Regions from separate parts of the Mus musculus genome. Here region 2 is linked to region 1. A link is a loop called in an ENCODE intact Hi-C map of the cell type or tissue named here. Cell type or tissue: left cerebral cortex. All regions are shown on one strand.

What was found. A loop is a pair of places that touch in the nucleus more often than their neighbours do. Peaks named below come from ENCODE experiments on the same cell type or tissue, not always from the same donor. Only the 100,000 strongest peaks of a DNase experiment are listed, where the experiment ranks them.
Region 2: it touches region 1 in a loop (2.6-fold over the local background); 16 of 42 quality-filtered maps call a loop at or near these places.

Annotation. Positions count from the first base shown.
Region 1 is chr2:118,893,125-118,901,124 of GRCm38, forward strand. It overlaps Gm32798 (a long non-coding RNA gene), which reads left to right. Exons shown (of 3, transcript XR_374917.3): 2 at 565-714; 3 at 987-1,805. It overlaps Gm32957 (a long non-coding RNA gene), which reads right to left. Exons shown (of 4, transcript XR_003954052.1): 1 at 7,628-8,000; 2 at 6,063-6,155; 3 at 3,614-3,762; 4 at 2,223-2,758. It also overlaps a transcript of Bahd1 not described here. Among named protein-coding and RNA genes, the nearest start is that of Gm32957, 4.1 kb to the right of the region's middle. In left cerebral cortex, no CTCF peak of the experiment used is centred here; DNase peaks (open chromatin) are centred at 3,311, 3,572, 7,013 and 7,450; H3K4me3 peaks cover 2,078 bases; H3K27ac peaks cover 1,470 bases.
Region 2 is chr2:118,744,822-118,752,821 of GRCm38, forward strand. It overlaps Inafm2 (InaF motif containing 2), which reads left to right and starts at 937. Exons shown (of 1, transcript NM_001301269.1): 1 at 937-3,989. The coding sequence starts at 1,294. The coding sequence ends at 1,752. In left cerebral cortex, a CTCF peak has its summit at 4,677; DNase peaks (open chromatin) are centred at 816, 1,515, 1,951, 2,780 and 1 more place; H3K4me3 peaks cover 2,830 bases; H3K27ac peaks cover 912 bases.

The DNA.
Region 1 (8,000 bases):
GGAGGAAAGAAGCCAGAGAGAAGGCACGGATACCCAGCAAAGAAAGCCACTCGGCCTGACTGAGGCCAAAAGGGGCCAGGCTGCATTTAGGTGGACAGAAGACAGGCACAAGTACCATGTAGCTGGGGATCCAGACAGGGTAGAGACAGAGGATGTAGGTCTGGACTCAATGGAAGCAGAGGAGGCTGTAGGCATAGCTGGATGAAGACAGGATAAGTAGATTCGCAATTGCTAATGCTTTGGGGGCACTTGGCTAGGGTCAGCCACTCTTCAAAACACTTAAATGTTAAGGAGACAAAGAGCTGGACCATGTACTAGGAGTTCTGTAGTCATTCTTAATGACTACACTGTGTGAAATACAGACATGAATAAAGGTTTTATATCTATAAAGGACTTAGACCTCGGCTTACCCTTTATGTTAAATGTTTGGTTTATATCAAAACCAAACAAACAGCAATGACAACAAAACCAAATGTTTTGGAACCACCCCAAACCCATGTGATCTTAGCAGCTATTCAGACTGTTTACATTTCTGTTTTCTTGTTCATTTGCAAACGTAAGCAGAGTACCTACCCATCACGATTGCTGAGGGTTAAAGAAAAAAAGCTCCGTTGAGTGCTCGTCCAGGCCTCCTGCAGAGCCACTGCTTTTGGAGGCTGTCAAGAAAATGTCCATTCCAGTTCCAGATTGCTTCCCTCTCTCCAGGGACTACAGGTCTGTTGGAACCACAGGGTATGCACCTTGGTTTTTTATTTCATAGCCTCTGTGAAGGTACTTCGGGGGCTGGGGGGAGTCTCATTTTGACACACTCACTGTGATATCTGAACAGACAAGGTGTCTGCAGAGAGTGAAGTGCTGACCCAGGCAGGTAAGGTTGCAAGCAGCCGGATCTAGCTCACCACAGACTTTCACATTTCTTGGAATGGTCTTCTCCTCTCTCTCCCATGCAGATGCCCCTTGCCAATCATTTACTGTTCCTTCTGCAGATGACAACGTGACACCTACAGTTGCCTGGACATCATGCCATGTTCTTAGGAGCAATCAACCACCTGGAGGAGCCTACAAATTCTGTTTAATTTCCCTTTTCATCAGCAGCCTGATGTGTGGGTACTGGACAGAGTATGCTTAGTAAACCTCTGCTCCCGGGGCAATAATGAAGGTACTTCTAGAGATGGCCACTAAGGCTGCAAAAGGATCTCTGAGAAGGTCCAACGCAGGTAGCTAGCCCATGGCCATGAATCATAAAGTTGAAACCTTCAGAGATTAAGACATCTCAAAAGTACATCAAGTAGGAAAGCAGGAACTATGGGCAAATTAGAGCACGCCCACCCCATAAAGATGGCGCTTACTACTTCCCATCAGCCATCACTGCAGATAGAATGCGAGCCCACAGTAGCAAATATTCTGATTTTTAAAAAGAAATTGGGACTTACTTTAAATCTCAAAACAAAAACAAAAAAAGTCAGCATTGGCTTCTAATTTTAGTCTTTTCTGAAAGTCCTGTGAAAACCAGCAAACTTGCTAGCTGGGTTGTTCCTGGAGACTAATTTACCTCTGTGTGGATTTGAGGAAGGGTGTAGAGGTTAAGGGCTGTATCCAGGGGCAAAAGCTGAGGGATGTGAATGGTCACATCTGTGGGGCCAGATAAAGCACGAGAAGGCCCAGAAGGCAGAAGCAAGCTGTGGAGACTTCCCGGAACTCTGAGCTTTAGAAGATCTTTCCAGAAAGTCAGGATGGACTCTGAGATAGCCATTCCAGAGGCAGGAATTCTAGAATGGACGGTGAATAAATTGAACAGAAGCCAAGTAATGCGGCACCAGCGTGTAACCTGAGAGTTCTGAGCCTGGGGCGGCAGAAAGGTGAATTTGAGGATAGCCTCAACTATAAAGAAAGCTTGAAGCCGGCCTGGGCTATCTAGTGAGACCTGGTCTCACCAAATGAACAGATGCGTAAGCATGACCTGTGTGCAGAGGTGTTTGCAGGTTCAAATCCATATGGAGAATGCATCGATATAGCATGGGGATTCCTGACACACTGTCACATGGCTAAATTCCAGAATCAGATGAAGCCAGCTGGGGGTGTGTGGGGAGATCCCGCAAACAAGGCCCTACATGCCCTTCAAGTTGGAAGGCAGCAGTGCTGTGGGCTGGGATAAATGAGACAACTCTAGGTAGCCGCTGAGCACTGACTTATGAGGTCAAGAGACACGTTAAGTTCCTTTCTCTAACTAGGAATAGGCACTTACTGCTTTAATCATGGGTTTCCTCATCTGTGAATCACCCACAGTAACTGCATCCCAAGTGGGATTGTGGTAAGAACAAGAAACTAATTCACTTTTCTCCATTTACATACGACCCACTGCCCCAACCCCCCCAGTACAGACCCCGCTTAGTCTGGAACTCACTATATAAACCAGACTGGCTTCAAGGAGATTCACCAGCCTTTGCCTACCACAGTGGCTTATAGTTGCCACTATCCTGGTCTCTACGATTTCTATAGCCTGAGAGTTCTAGTCTCAAAAGGAGTGGGGTAGGAGGAAGCACTTGTGGTCTCTACGTGGGCATCTTCTTCAGTAGCTGCTCCAGTAAACAGGGGTTGGGGGCTGGCAAGGCTGGCTGCCTGGTGGAGAGAATAAAAGCGAGTCGCTTTTGCCTTCTTCGACTTTTCCCAGATAGGTGGGCAGTAGTAGGAGCTGTAAAGGTGCAGCATCGTTGAGGGCACTGTACCCCAGAAGGAACCATTTCCATCCAATTTTTACCTGAGAAAGAAGGTGAGACCCAAAAGTTAAACTACCAGGAAATCAAGGGGCAACCCGACTACCCCTGCAGGAAGGGATCTTATTGTTCGATCAGTCTGCATTTTGGATCTCAGGACAAGATTTTCTTTTCCTTAAATGATCTAGAGTGCCCCCAACGCCTTTGGGGCAGGACGTGGCGTGTCTTAGAAAACTTGAGTAGCCCCAGTGGCTCTCCAGCTTCGGGTTCTACTCTCAGCCGGTCTCACAGTTCCCTGCCTATACTAAAGGGTGTCCTCATCTTTCCAGTTCCCGAAGGTCAGCCTTTAAAAAAAAAAAAAAAGCCGACTCCTCTGCCAAGTAAGCTCGCGTCGCGGACTCTTGTCAGAACACCCGCACCTTTCCCAGCCCTACACCCGGGGAGCAGACCCTGGCACCTGCCCCTCCCCAGCAGCCATTACACGATGTTCTCAGAAAGTTAGTTTTCAGTCTCCTCCTCCCTCTACCCACAACCCATCCGGGTGCCGGACTGGAAGCATCTTGAAAGTAGGAAGTCACTCTCCTACTGGCCTCTGCCTTGGGACATTCAGATCACTCCCTAAGGGATGGAGCGCAGAGGGGGGAGGGGGACGTGGACGGGTGCAGAACCCAAGCTGCCGCAGACCCGGCAGCCCAGCCCGAACCTTGGGATGGGGGCGGGGGGAGGTTAGTACTTCGCCCTCTAGGGCAGGCTCCAGCCTAACCCAGCCCACCCGGCTCAGCTCCGACTCCCAAAGGCGTGCCCACCCAGCCAGGTGATCTCGAACCTTCTCCCTCACACACCCCAACAACAAACAACCCTCTGCGCTCTCCATCCGGAGAAAGGAGGTGGAGCCTGACCTCAGCCGGAGGCTGCTGCAGCTACGGGGGAGGGGGAGGGGGCTCACTGCTCCAGCCCATGGGGGGAGTCTCCTCCTGAGAGTGGCAAGGGTGGGCGGCCTTGGCGGGTTCCCAAGCGTCAGGACAGTCTTCTCCCAGCAGTGTCGACCCTCCACCGGCGAAGGGAGAATACAGAAGAGGTGGCTTTAGTGAGTGCGACTTGTGACTATTCCTCTCCGGCTGAAGCACCCTCGGGCCCCTCTCCGCCATTTATGACCACCACCCCCCCTCTAGCCCTGAGGGCTGAATGAACCTATGTGCCTAGTAAGCGGCGGAGAGAAGATGCTGCTTTGCTGTGCTCTAGGGAGCCGAGGTGTGCCCATCCCCCAGCCTTTTGACGGGTGGGGGTGCAGGCGGACCCCAGGGACGCCGACTAGGACAGGAAGGAGCCTGAAATAGGTTTAAGCAGCAGTTGTTGACACTGCAGGGAGGCAACTTGAGTGTGGGTTAGAGAATGCATTTTAAGGGGAAGGACAGGGGACCCAACGAGGCGAAGTCTGTGTCAAAGGGAAGGAGAATACAGAAAGGGCTTTCGCTGGGAGGGGCAGCCTGCAAAGACTTCCCTGGCTAGCAATCTGGAGGGTAGCGCTGGACAGATGGGGGTTTGGGACATAGCATCATGGAATGCAATCCCCAAAGTCTAAGCGCTGGCGGCTTGTATGAAGACTGGTCCCACACAGACCCCTACATCATCCTGATCCCTCAGACCCATCCTGCGGCCCTTAGAGATGAGAAACGATCCTCTTCTTTGATGGGTGCTCATCAACTGGCTCCCTGGTAGCAGGAGGGGGCCCAACCCTTTTGGCTTAGTTACAAAGAGAGCACTTCTGACTCTCCCATCCCTAGGGAAAGAGGCCACAGCAGGTAAAAACCAGATTTACACACTTGGCGTTGCCTGGGGGCAAATAATTTCCGGAGGTCCCTTTAAGGAGTGGGTGTTCTGATCCCTTTAAGAGTGAGCGGGTCCCAGCAAAAGGACTATAAAAGTCTAACTTTATTTCCTCACCCCTGGGGGGCTTCCTTTGATGGGGGAGGGGGCAAGTATTGGCGATGAATTTAATCTATGGCAAGGAGTCCCTCCAAAAGAGAGCCATTCCTTCATCTCTTCCAGTGGGGCTTAGGGGCCAGACTGCTCAGTGTTCTGGGACCTGGAATCTGGACGGTCTGAGGTGAGGCAGGGGAGGGCTGCCTGCCCACATCCAGAAAGGAGACACCTGGGCATGACATCGAGGCAGGTGAGAGTGGTCGGTGCCAACTTCACAGAAACTGTGCTGCGGGCTTGGGTGCCTCGACCCGTGCCAGTGGCTGGATCTCAAGGCAGGCGGTCTGCTGGGACTGCTGCGGCAGCGAGGGGGGTGGGGTGGGGTGCCTCTCGGCTGAACTGGGGATGACAGAGCTGCCAGTCTGTCCCTGCTGTCAGTCTGGTTGTACGTGGTGGGGGAAGGGTGAGCAGCATGTTCTCTTGGGCCCTGGATTTCTCCTTTTCTCGGCTCTCCTGCTCTGAGGGAGCTAACTCGTGGTTCTGGAGGTGCATGGGTAGAGATAGCAAGCCTCTGCAGAGGGGGACAGTCGTGGAGACCTGATGAATCCATCCATTTCCAGACCATCCATTTCTAGATCAAATGACAAACCCTTTTTGGCGAGAGAGAGGAAAGGTGACAGCCCCCAGGCAGTGGCACAGCTGTTCTGGTGGAGTGGGATGGGAGCTGCATGCACTAAGGAAGAAACCATGGGAGCAGGAGCCTTTCCCAGATGTGCTGATTAAGGCTTATTATAAAGATAAAGGTTGTGTGTGTGAGTGTATGAGTGTGTGTGTGTGAGTTCGTGTGTGTGTGTGTGTGTGTGTGTGTGTGTGTGTGTGTGTGTGTGTGTGTGTGAGTTTTATCTGGGACCGTAATGGTCAAAGGCAGGGTAGAAACCCCGGATTGATATTAAATAGTTCTACAACAGGAAAGGCTCTGGATTGGAAGGAGGATTGTTCCAGATGCAGGGGTCCTGAAAATAGAGTGAAAGAGGACAGGAGGCCAAAAACTCCCTTTGGGGTACACGCAGCCTGTCTAAAACCCTGGCCTCCTCTTGGCTGGCTGGTGGACCAGCGTTCAAAAACAAGAGAGAGAGAGGGGGGACCCAGGAGATCAATGGGCTGCTAAAGGAGGAACATCAAGTGCCTTTAGAAAGCCTGCGCTCCTCCCTCCAGACCCCACCCCCAGCCATAAGCCCACTGAGCCAGAGCCTCCTGGGGCAAATGAGCCAGCCACCCACAGGGAGAGCTCTGAGGACAGAGTTTCTTTGGCTATTGAGCAGGCTGGGCTACTTAAGCTCCTGGGTCCTCCACCATCAGTCCCTCTTCCCTTCCACCTGGGTCTCAAATAAATCAACTTCTCCTGGTACCCGGACCACAGGGGTTTACCTGAAGGTGCCAGGGAGAAGCCCACTCCAGCAGTCTTGCTCTGGCTCTGTCAGTTTCCAGGTTAAACGTGGGCTGCCGCTTGAGTTTCTTTCCCTGTGACCAGTTAAATTTTTTCTTGATCCTCACATTCTCAAACCACCCCACCCCTATCATCAGAGTCTGCTGTCCTACCTTGCTCACTTAAGTGGCCAGAAATACCCTCTACTTCCAATCTGAGGACCGGGGTCTACCATGAGACACGATAATGGACTTGGCTGAGGAGAGGGGCTAATTTTGTGAGATGGAAAGTACAGTTGGCCTGTAAGTGTTGGGGAGCACTGCAGAGCACCTTTGCCTTGGGAGGCTCAGTGAAGGGAGAAGTCCTTCAGTGCCCTACTTTCCGAGGTTTGGGATTTTGCCTTCCCTAAGGATGGGAAGTAGGAGGACAGAGGTACTAAGAGACTTTGGCCCTTTGAGAAGTTGGCGCACCACGATTTTAGTACGGCCTTGGTAAACCGTGTCCTGTAGACTAGGTAGGCAGCTTGGGAGACCCCGGGGGCAGTTCTGGAGGTAAATGAATTCTCTCTCTCTCTCTCTCCTCTCTCCTCTCCTCTTCTCTCTCTCTCTCTCTCTCTCTCTCTCTCTCTCTCTCTCTCTCTCTCTCTCTCTCTCTCTCTCTCTCTCTCAGGCTATTGCCCAGCCACAGAGGCTGGCAGCCCTAGTTACCTTAAAAGCTGCCCGGGTCAGTGCACGTCAGTAGCACGGTCTAGGAAAGGTGGGGAACTGTATAGAGCGCAGGAGGAGCCCCTAAGCCACTCTCCGAGGCTCGATTTTTCCTGCTTACTAACCAGGCTTCCTCAGCACTCTGGGCGCTTCTCTGCCCTAGGCGTTCCAGGGCCCAGCCCCTCCCCGGCTGCTCCCAGGCTCGGGTGACTTGACACTACCCTTTTTTGCTCCTGCTCCTTTACCTCCCAAAGCGCCCCTCCCCCGCCTGAATTGGAAATGAGGCTTTGTTCAGGGGTGGACTCGGTATTTCTCAAGAACCTACTGTGTGCACATTACAGCTCCTTGAAGTGAAGTCCTGGGCTGGCTCTGGCGCTACAAGGTGTCCAGGACACAGCCCCTTCCCGCACCTCCCAGGGACTTCCCACCCCTTCATATGACCTCAGCCTGCTGTGCCCACCCACCCAGCTGACCCCGAGAGCGTGCTCAGGCTTGGAAAAGCACGTCTGTGGGTGTGAGAGACGGAGCCACAGCATAAGGCGACTATGGGGAAGCTAGGTAAGTGTCTGCACTGGTTCTACACTAGCTTGGGGACGCGAAGGAGTGTGTCCAGCCGCGCCTGTTGGGCTGCCCGCCCCTTTCCCTCTCCACCGGAGAGCTCTGATGTTCCCCGCGGTGGTGGAAGAGGGTGTGTGGGTGTCAAGGACTCACAGACCAGACTCTGCTGTCAGCTGGAAATGGATGAGGGTTCCACACTTGGCTTCTGAAAGAGGGCGAATTGGGAACTGGGGTGGGGGGCGTTAGGTGAAGGACAGAAAGAGGAAAAAGAGATGCGGGTGAGGGGTTACCGAGCCAGGACCGACCTTGCTAGGAAGGAAAGGAGACGTGGCAAGCAGGGAAGTCGGAAAGATGAGGCAAGGGCGGGAGGGGCTTCTCAGGAGTCGGGGCCCTTTCGCGCGAGTCTGGGGCCCTTTCAGGAGGAAAGGGGGTGTTGTTCTTGCTTGAATTTTTCGGTTGGTCTTCCCGAAGCTTTGCCATGGGGGCAGCAGCCTGAGGGTGAGGTGCCCCCTCGACCCTCAGTTTACTGTAGCCGGTGCTGGAGAGGTTACGAGGAAAGAGGGATGTAGAAGGGTGATGGTCAGGGAGGGGGCGCGCTAAGATTTTTCAGGGTGGGGGTCTGCAGTGAGGTGCTGGGGCTTCAGGGTCAGGTCACCATGGGATACTGGCTCAGGCTCC
Region 2 (8,000 bases), 150 kb before region 1:
AGGGGAAGAGGGTGAAAGTATAGAAAGGGTGGTACTAAGAGTCCCTGCGTGCAGAGGGGTGGCCGGCATCCAAAGGGCCCTAAGAGCAAAAAGGCTGAAGCCTGGAAGGAACAAGCCTCAATGGGAAAAGACAGTTCTCTACATCCTGGGGTTGAAGAGAATCAAAGAATGAAAACGCTGGGAGATGTCCTCCACCAGTTCAGTGCAGCCCCTTGGGTACAATTCGAGACCAGTCCTGAAAGTCAGAAGACCAGAAAGTAGGACCTGAGACCTGTTGTGGGATTTGAGATTATGCTGGCAGGTCAGCCTAAGAAACAAACTCAACCTTTGGCTCTTGTCCCTGTGGCTCACAGTAGTCTGACTCAAGGGTCCTAAGAGGACCCAATCAGGCAAGATTCGAGTGGTCTCGGAGTCCAGACCAACAGAAAAAAGGAAGCGAGACTGACTGCGGTGTGCGGGCGCCAGGTTCCCAGACCCGAACCAGGCTCTTTGGGGTGAAGGGATCTGGGACACTATCCCCTCACTATTCTAGAGCTACCCGAGAGCACAAGCTTAGTGTTAGCTCCACTTCGGAGACCCGGTGTAGGTGGGCCTGGTTAGTTCTCCCACCTACCATCTCCTAGCCTGGGCCATGTGAGGAGACGCCTGAGTTGACAGCTTTCTACGGAGCCTGCCCCTCCCTGCCACCTCCCGGTTCCGCACTCCCTCCCGCAAAGTGCCTTTCCCCCTTTAAAGAAGCTCCTGTCGCCCCTTTAAGGCCCAGCCTCCCTTAACTCTCTCTTAACTGGGCGTCCCCCACGGGGCCCACGATTCCCCGCCGCAGCCGCCTCCCAGCGCGGCACTTCCGGGCCCCTACATCGCCCTTTTAAGGGGCAGCCCCCCGGCAGCGCGCGGCCCCGCCCCCTGCACCGGCGCGCCCCGCGGGGGAGCCGGGCTAGAGCCGGAGCGCGCGGTCCGCGCGGCCACTGGAGACCAGGCGGCCGGCGGCCGGGCAGGCGGCGGCAGCGGCAGCGGATGGGGACGCGGAGTCGGGCGGCTGTGGCTGTGGCGGCGGCCGGGAAGCAGCTGGCGGGCCGGCGGCGGCGGCGGCGCTGGCGGCGGTGACGGGCCCAGGCCCCGGCGGCGGCAGCGACGCGGTGGCGGGCTGCGGGCGGGCGGCGTGAGGAGCAGCGGCGGAGCGCGGGGCCGCCGGGAAGCCAGGGCGCCGAGACGCCCCCTGCCCAGTCCTCGCAGGCCGCCAGGCCCCCTCCAGCCGGGGCCGTGGAGCACCGGGGCAAAGGCCGGGGCCCCCCCATGAAGGAGCGCGACGCGGCCCCGGCCGAGCGGGGCAAGCCGGCCACCTACACCGGGGACAAGAAGGCGAAGATGGCGGCCAAGACCAACAAGAAGTGGGTCCGGCTAGCCACGGTGTTCGCCTACGTGCTCTCCGTGTCGCTGGCCGCCATCGTACTGGCCGTCTACTACAGTCTCATCTGGCAGCCGGTGGGTGCCGGGACCTCGGGGGGAGCCGTCGGCCCGCCCCCCAGCGGCTCCAACACCACCGGCCCGTCTGGGACTTCGGGGGTGGCGGCGGGGCCCAACACCACCGGGTCGTCCCGCCGCGAGGCGCCACGCGACGCACCCCCGCTGCAGGCGGCGAGGCCGGCGCCCCCGGAGCCCGCTGCAGACAGCCCCCTGGCTGGGCCGCTCGAACGGCCGCGGGGGCTGGACGAGGACGAAGAGGAAGCGGCCGAAGAGCCCCGGAGTCGTTGAATCTCTCCGCGTTGGGGACGGTCGGGAATCATCGTCCCCTAAGCCCCCAAGCAGGACTTTGCAGCAGGACCGGCTCCGGAGCCCGCCGGAGTGACCCCTACGCGAGCGTACGCCCCCACACACCTCAGCGATCGCCAGTTTGCCCCGGGAGCCGGTAATGCACAACCGGATCTTCAGCCAAGGGACCACGATTCGCCGGGGACTCGGGGTTTGATCTTCCCAGCACCGTGCTGCGCCAGGGCCCTGAGCCATAAGGGGAACTGGGGGGGAGGGTGGAGAGAGCCTAGCACCCAGCCCTTCAGCGCTGCTAGCTCTGGTGTTTCCTAAACGCAGGGGGTGACTCGGGCGCCCCCTCCCCAAGACTCAGGGGAAGGTAGGGAGTTGTGTAGGGGCTCTTTTTTTTTTTTTTTTTTAAATAAGCCGAGGCTCTCCCAAAGAAGAGAGCACCAAAAGTAGCGGAGCTCAGGTACGTCAACCTAGTTGCAGTGGCCAGACATGCGTTTAATTTATAGATCCCTGTATATAGTTGTTGACATATGCACTAGACGCTATAATCACATAGAACTCTATGTATCTCCCCACAGCCTGGGTAGCTACTGAATGGTGGGGTCCAGCAAGGGCTATTTGCTGGCCTTCAAACTGCACTTAGCCAGAAGGGCACAAACACAAGCTTTTTTTTTTTTTTCTTTTCCATCACCCACTCTTTCACCTGTTCCCTTCCTGTTTCAGAAAGATAAGTTCCTGACGTTCTTGCACAAGAGTATAATCATTCTTAGACCCCTACCATGGCCGTGGAAAAACCTTAGCAATAGAGACTGTTTAGGGAGGGTGGGGAATGTGCTGACCCCCTCCGGTTCTCATCCTAGTGCTCCCACCAAAGTGGCTTCCTGTTGTAGCCTGAGTCTCTGGATCCATGCCAGGGGCGATGGCAAGAAAGAGTAGAGCTGCTGTGTTTAGATCAGTCCCTTCCCTCACAGAATTCCTTTAGGAAGAGCAAGCCTTTTTAAGTACAGTGATTGGCAAGTGTTTTCTCTCATTCCTTTTCCGGCTCCTCAACTATCTTACCGGTTCCAGATCTTGTCTTATTTCATTTCTTGCCCTTCTAGATCTTGTCTTACTCGTGTTTGCATTTCCTAGTTTTTGAGCCTAACACAGCAGCTTGCCGTTAGAACCAAATCAGTTGCAAAACCAGAGCTTTGATGTGGTTCTGAGTTGCTTTATAGGGTGAGAAAGAGCAGAAGGTAGAATTCAAGTTCAGGAGTGTGCCTGGCTAGCCAGTGAAGAGACCAGCTCTTGGAAGATTGAACTGGCAGCTCATCTTTCTCATTCCTTATAAGCTTCCACTTAAATGCAGCCAACGATTTTCTAGAGGTGGTCTCACACACGCGCACACACACTCTCGGGGCAGCAGGAATTATTCTTCAGTTTGGATTCCATTTCCCCCTGCCACTTGCTGTTAGGCAGTTGAGTGTGGGTAGTGACAGCGATCAAACCCCTTAGTGTTTCCTTTTTGGGAAATAAGCAATTTAAAAGAGAAACAAAATAGGAAACTTGTATACCTTAGTCCTGAAACTGTCTATCCACTTTTCTGGCCTACCTTGTAGTCAGCTCTGATTCAGGTTTACAGGACAATAGTCTTGATTTAAGCCATGTCCTGACCTGGGCAAGAAAATAGCAACTAAGCTGGCAGCCTCCCAGCAGGCTGCTAACACCCAAGGTGTCTGGGCTTGGAGAGTTCTTCACAGCTGATGAGGACTTAAGTCATTAGGAGGCCCATGGGGACTTTTTAAATTTTTGATGAGAGACTGGGGGGAAGAAACATAAAATGCCACTTTGTATCTTCAATGATAGCCTGTCATTTATATTTATGGTGTGAATTTTTAGTCCTATATTTTAATAATTTGTAAATTGATCTCTTATTCCAAGAACCCTCTGGACTCGTGGGAGAGTGTCTGGGAGTCCACTCCTCTTCCCCTCCTGACCCTGCTTTATGGACTGTTTAAATCCACTTTGGATCAAAGAGTTCAGCAAGACCACTCGTGGTCCAGCTGGCCTCCTGACTCTATAAGCCTTCACTGGAATCGGGACATTTTCTCCAGCCCTAGCTGTGAACATGACCAGAGACATTATTTATAATTCAGCCATTCAAGATATACCTGTACTTTAAAAGTCCTGTATATTTTTTAAAAGTTTTATTTTTCAGGTGAACAGAAATACATTCTAAGAACTCTGCCTAAGCCTGTGTAAGTTGGTCATTTCTCTTACTGACTTGGGGAAGTAGGAGCAGAGGTGGTCTCAGGTGCAAGGACGCTGTGATGAATAGGTTCAGGAAGAAAAGGCAATCGCCTTGCTGTTCTCAGTGCCTGCCACTGAAGAGATTAGAGAGGGGTGGCAGGATCCGTCTTAGTCAGGGAGGCCCCTGGTCGGAAAATGATGTCAGCTTTTGCCAATAAAAGTTCTACTCTACAGACCCTCAAGCGGATACCTTAAGGACTAGTAAGTGCGAATATTGAGTTTTAGTCACAAACATTTAGCTGTCTGAGGTGAAGACACAGCTGTCTGCTGGCATCACCCTCTCACCTTAAACTGTTGGCCTTTTGCTAACTCAGGAAGTACTGACACTGGAACAGACAAGCCATTGGGCTGCACTGCCTGATCAGAGCCTAGCACCCCTGGAGCCAAGCTGCTGAGAGGTGTAGGTTGCTTCAAAGGTAAGGGCTTTTTCTACCCTTAAAGCAAACAAAACAAGATCTGTGGGTGAAAAGCATAAATATAAGGGATTCGTTATGCTGTAAAATACATGGTACGAAATTGAGCTCAGCTCATTAGCAGACAATGGAGCCCAGTACAAATCCCGAACGAGAAGCCAGTGTTGGTGGAGCCCCCTGTGGCCTGCACTTCTGCAGAGCAGTTAGGGGGTAGCCACTGTGCTTTTACCTCACCTTGTAGTCTGCAGGGAGGCAAGGAAAAAGTCCCGCCTTCCTTTATTTCCCTCTTCAGCCTACACAAAGGCTTTCTGTAAGAGAGCTTGGTACAGCAGTGCAGGAGAGTGAGTTTGTTGGCTTTTGGATACAGCCCCTCCTTTCTGCAGATGGGGACATGTGGCTTGTACAGCTGCACACAGCTTACCCCACTGGCCAAAGACAGCAGTAGGTACACAGAGAGCCTGCCTGCTGATTAGAACAGGGCCCGATGGGACGGGAACAGGCGTCGGAACAGCTTTCTTTGCAAATGTCGGGAGGGAAGGAGCAGAACTGTCCATGTTTTTAAGCCTGGAAGGTCTGTACAAAGGGGATTGTTTATCTCTCCCTCTCACCGCTCTGCACTGGGACGACCCTAGGTGTTTGCTTATACTGAGTTAGCACTATTCATTCTCTAGCAACCGGAACTCAAAGGGAAAAAAAGAATGAAGTTTTGAAGGTATAGGGCCGGGGAGCCCTTTGGTTAAGCTTGTGTCTTCCTCTCCCCCATGGATGATCAGGTACAAGAAGTGCTCCTCTAAAGCTGTATTTCCCCACTGACAGCTGTATAGTTCTACATAGTATGGTACCACGGGGCGGGGAGCTCTTGCGTCTACCTTGTTTTTCAGTTTTCACTGGGGAATTCTACACTGGTGTGTTCTGTAGTCAAGTATTTATATCCTGGTTTGAAATGCTGAAGGCAGAACATGGACTTGTTCCTACATGCTGCTCTAAGGAGGCTGAAAGGTTGGTGGCTTTAGGGCCACTGCAGCTATTTAAAAGGGTAATGACTGCCCTCACTTTCCTGTCTGCAGAAAATGGAGGTATTTCTGGAATTGCAATTCAGTAACCAAAGGGCCACAGCTGTACTGTTTAATTGGCCTCCCTCTGGGGAGGAAAGAAGTGCCGTGGCTTTGCTCATTTCTCATGACCAGCGCCAACTCAGTGCCTGGCACAAAGCACTGGGCCCTCAGAGTCCGCTGCTCACCTGGGTGGGCAGCGTGCTGGAAGTAACTGACCTGCCATCACGGTGTCCCTGTCACAGCCCACTCAGAGAACCTGTGTGGAACACAGCCCATAAGCTAGCTGAAACGATAGCCAAACTGACCCAGCTGAACGGTTTCTTCCTTACGTGTTGACAGGCCTGGGTTTGGCCCTCAGGTTTTATCTGGGAACCAGAAGTCTATGGCTGGCATCCATGTGGGAGCAGCATAGGCTTTCGACCCATTCATTGTCCTGTCTGCCCCAGCACTAATGTGGAGCTACAAAAATAGCTGCACTGTTGACAGTCTTTTGGTCACATCTGTTTCCCTCACAAACATAGCCTGTGGTTTTCTGCCGCGAAGAGCCCGTGTTACGATTTTTTTGTTCCTTCCAATAGCTCATCAAAAAATAAACAAACAAAGCCTGTCTTTGCCACACACCCTGACTCTATTAAGATGTCCACAGTCACAACAAACCCAGCGCTCAGTGCTCCCTCGCACTCGTGAGACACCTGGTCAGTCATAAGCTCCTTTACTGTTCTAAACCAGTTCTTGTGGTCCTAGACAGTTCTGAAGCCTTGGCTAAGCTACAAGAAGGAGACCAGGAAATCACCACACACTTTGTGCCCGTGGCTGCCATGTGTGATTGCCTAAACAGCCGCATTTTCCTAATTTTAGCCATCAGTTATACTAGCAGCAAGATCCCGTTTAATATCCTCAGGAATATTTTCTACAAACCGTTACCATTAATTTGGTATTTATTGAGCCAAATGGACTTCAAAACTCTCAAAACAAACTTGTCAAAAACAAAAAACAAAAAAACAACAATAAAAAAAACCCAACCCAATTGTGTTAATCAAAAATGGTTTCCTTTTAACTATCTCTTCTCTCCCTAAGAGCTCCTAGCTGGTAATGAGCTTTTCTTTCTTGTGTCCAAGAGTCCACCTGTCCCCTTAGGGGCCTCCTGGGCAGTGCCATGTTACAGAAGCAGGGCTGTAGAGATGGCTCAGAGCACTTGCTGCTCTCCCAGAAGACCCAGGTTCAATACCCAGCACCCACATGGTGGCTAACTACCAAGGAGTCCCCCTCTCTTGTGGCCTCCACAGGCACCAGTCATAAACAGTGTGCAGACATACACATACAAAATAAAGTATATGTTTTAAAAAGTTACAGGAGCCCATCACTGAGCCGTAGTCGTCCCATGCATTAGGACCTAGGTGTGGAGACAGAATGTTCTTAGAAGGGACCCTGCGCGTAAGGTAAGAAACCTGACAACTCATCGGTGGCATTGGTAAAAGCTCGGCCTCCTGTCCTGCTGACTGCGTGGCATGTCATGAGAGTGAGCGGAGGTAATAGATCGATGTGATAAGGCTTTAAGGCCTTGGGAATAAATATGAGATAATATATTCTCAAGGAAATATGTAACCATTTGGGGGAAATGATGTATGGGGAGAAGTGTGGCGGGAAAGCCAGTAAACAGGACGCTGACTCCCAGACCAGCAGCATCAGCACTACCTGGAGAATTGGGAGAGCTGCGACACTGGGCCACATCCCAGACCAGCTGGGCAGCTGGCTCAGCAAGTGGAGGCAGGCCTTCTGTTAAAAATCAACTTTCCAGCTGTGCCCCTTTAATCCAGACAGAAGCAGGCAGATCTCTTAAGTTTGTAGTCAGCCTGGTTACAGCACGGCCAGAGCTACGCAGAGGAACCCTGTTTCAAACAAAACAAAACCCAAAAGCCAGCTTTCCTGGTGATTCTGATGCACACTGAAGTTGGACAGCCGCTGGCCCCGCCTTTCCCTCTGGTTTCTGTAGTTCCGGGAATCTTTCTGTGTTGCTAGCTGGTTATCACTGTGGCTTTCGGCCCTCTTGCTTCAGTGGAGCCAGCTGCCCTGTGCAGAGGAGAGGGAACACTATGTCTCCAGAGTTTGTAAGGAAAAGGAAAAAGCCTGCACTGTCCATTATTTTTGACAGTTCACCCTGGAGAGCTTGTTAAGATGGAGGTTGGCGTGAGAGCTTCCTCCCTCTGCCTCAAAGGTGCTGGTGTGTTTGCGGCACCTCCTGCCCTGGGGCCTGCTGCTTCTCCAGCCAGGCCTTAAAAGGAGCAGCGGGTGCCACATTTGTTCTTTCTGGTGCCAGGTCTGCGTTATTTCACCTCCCTGGCGTCAAGTGGATGCTTAATGAGAGCCCTGACGTAGGCGCAGCAGACTTGAGAGAAAGCAGCCACAGCCTGGACTTTCTGCTGGCTCTCTCCTCTTCACCTTTCCCCAGCCCTGAATTTTGCCTCTGTGAGGCAGCCACGGTCAC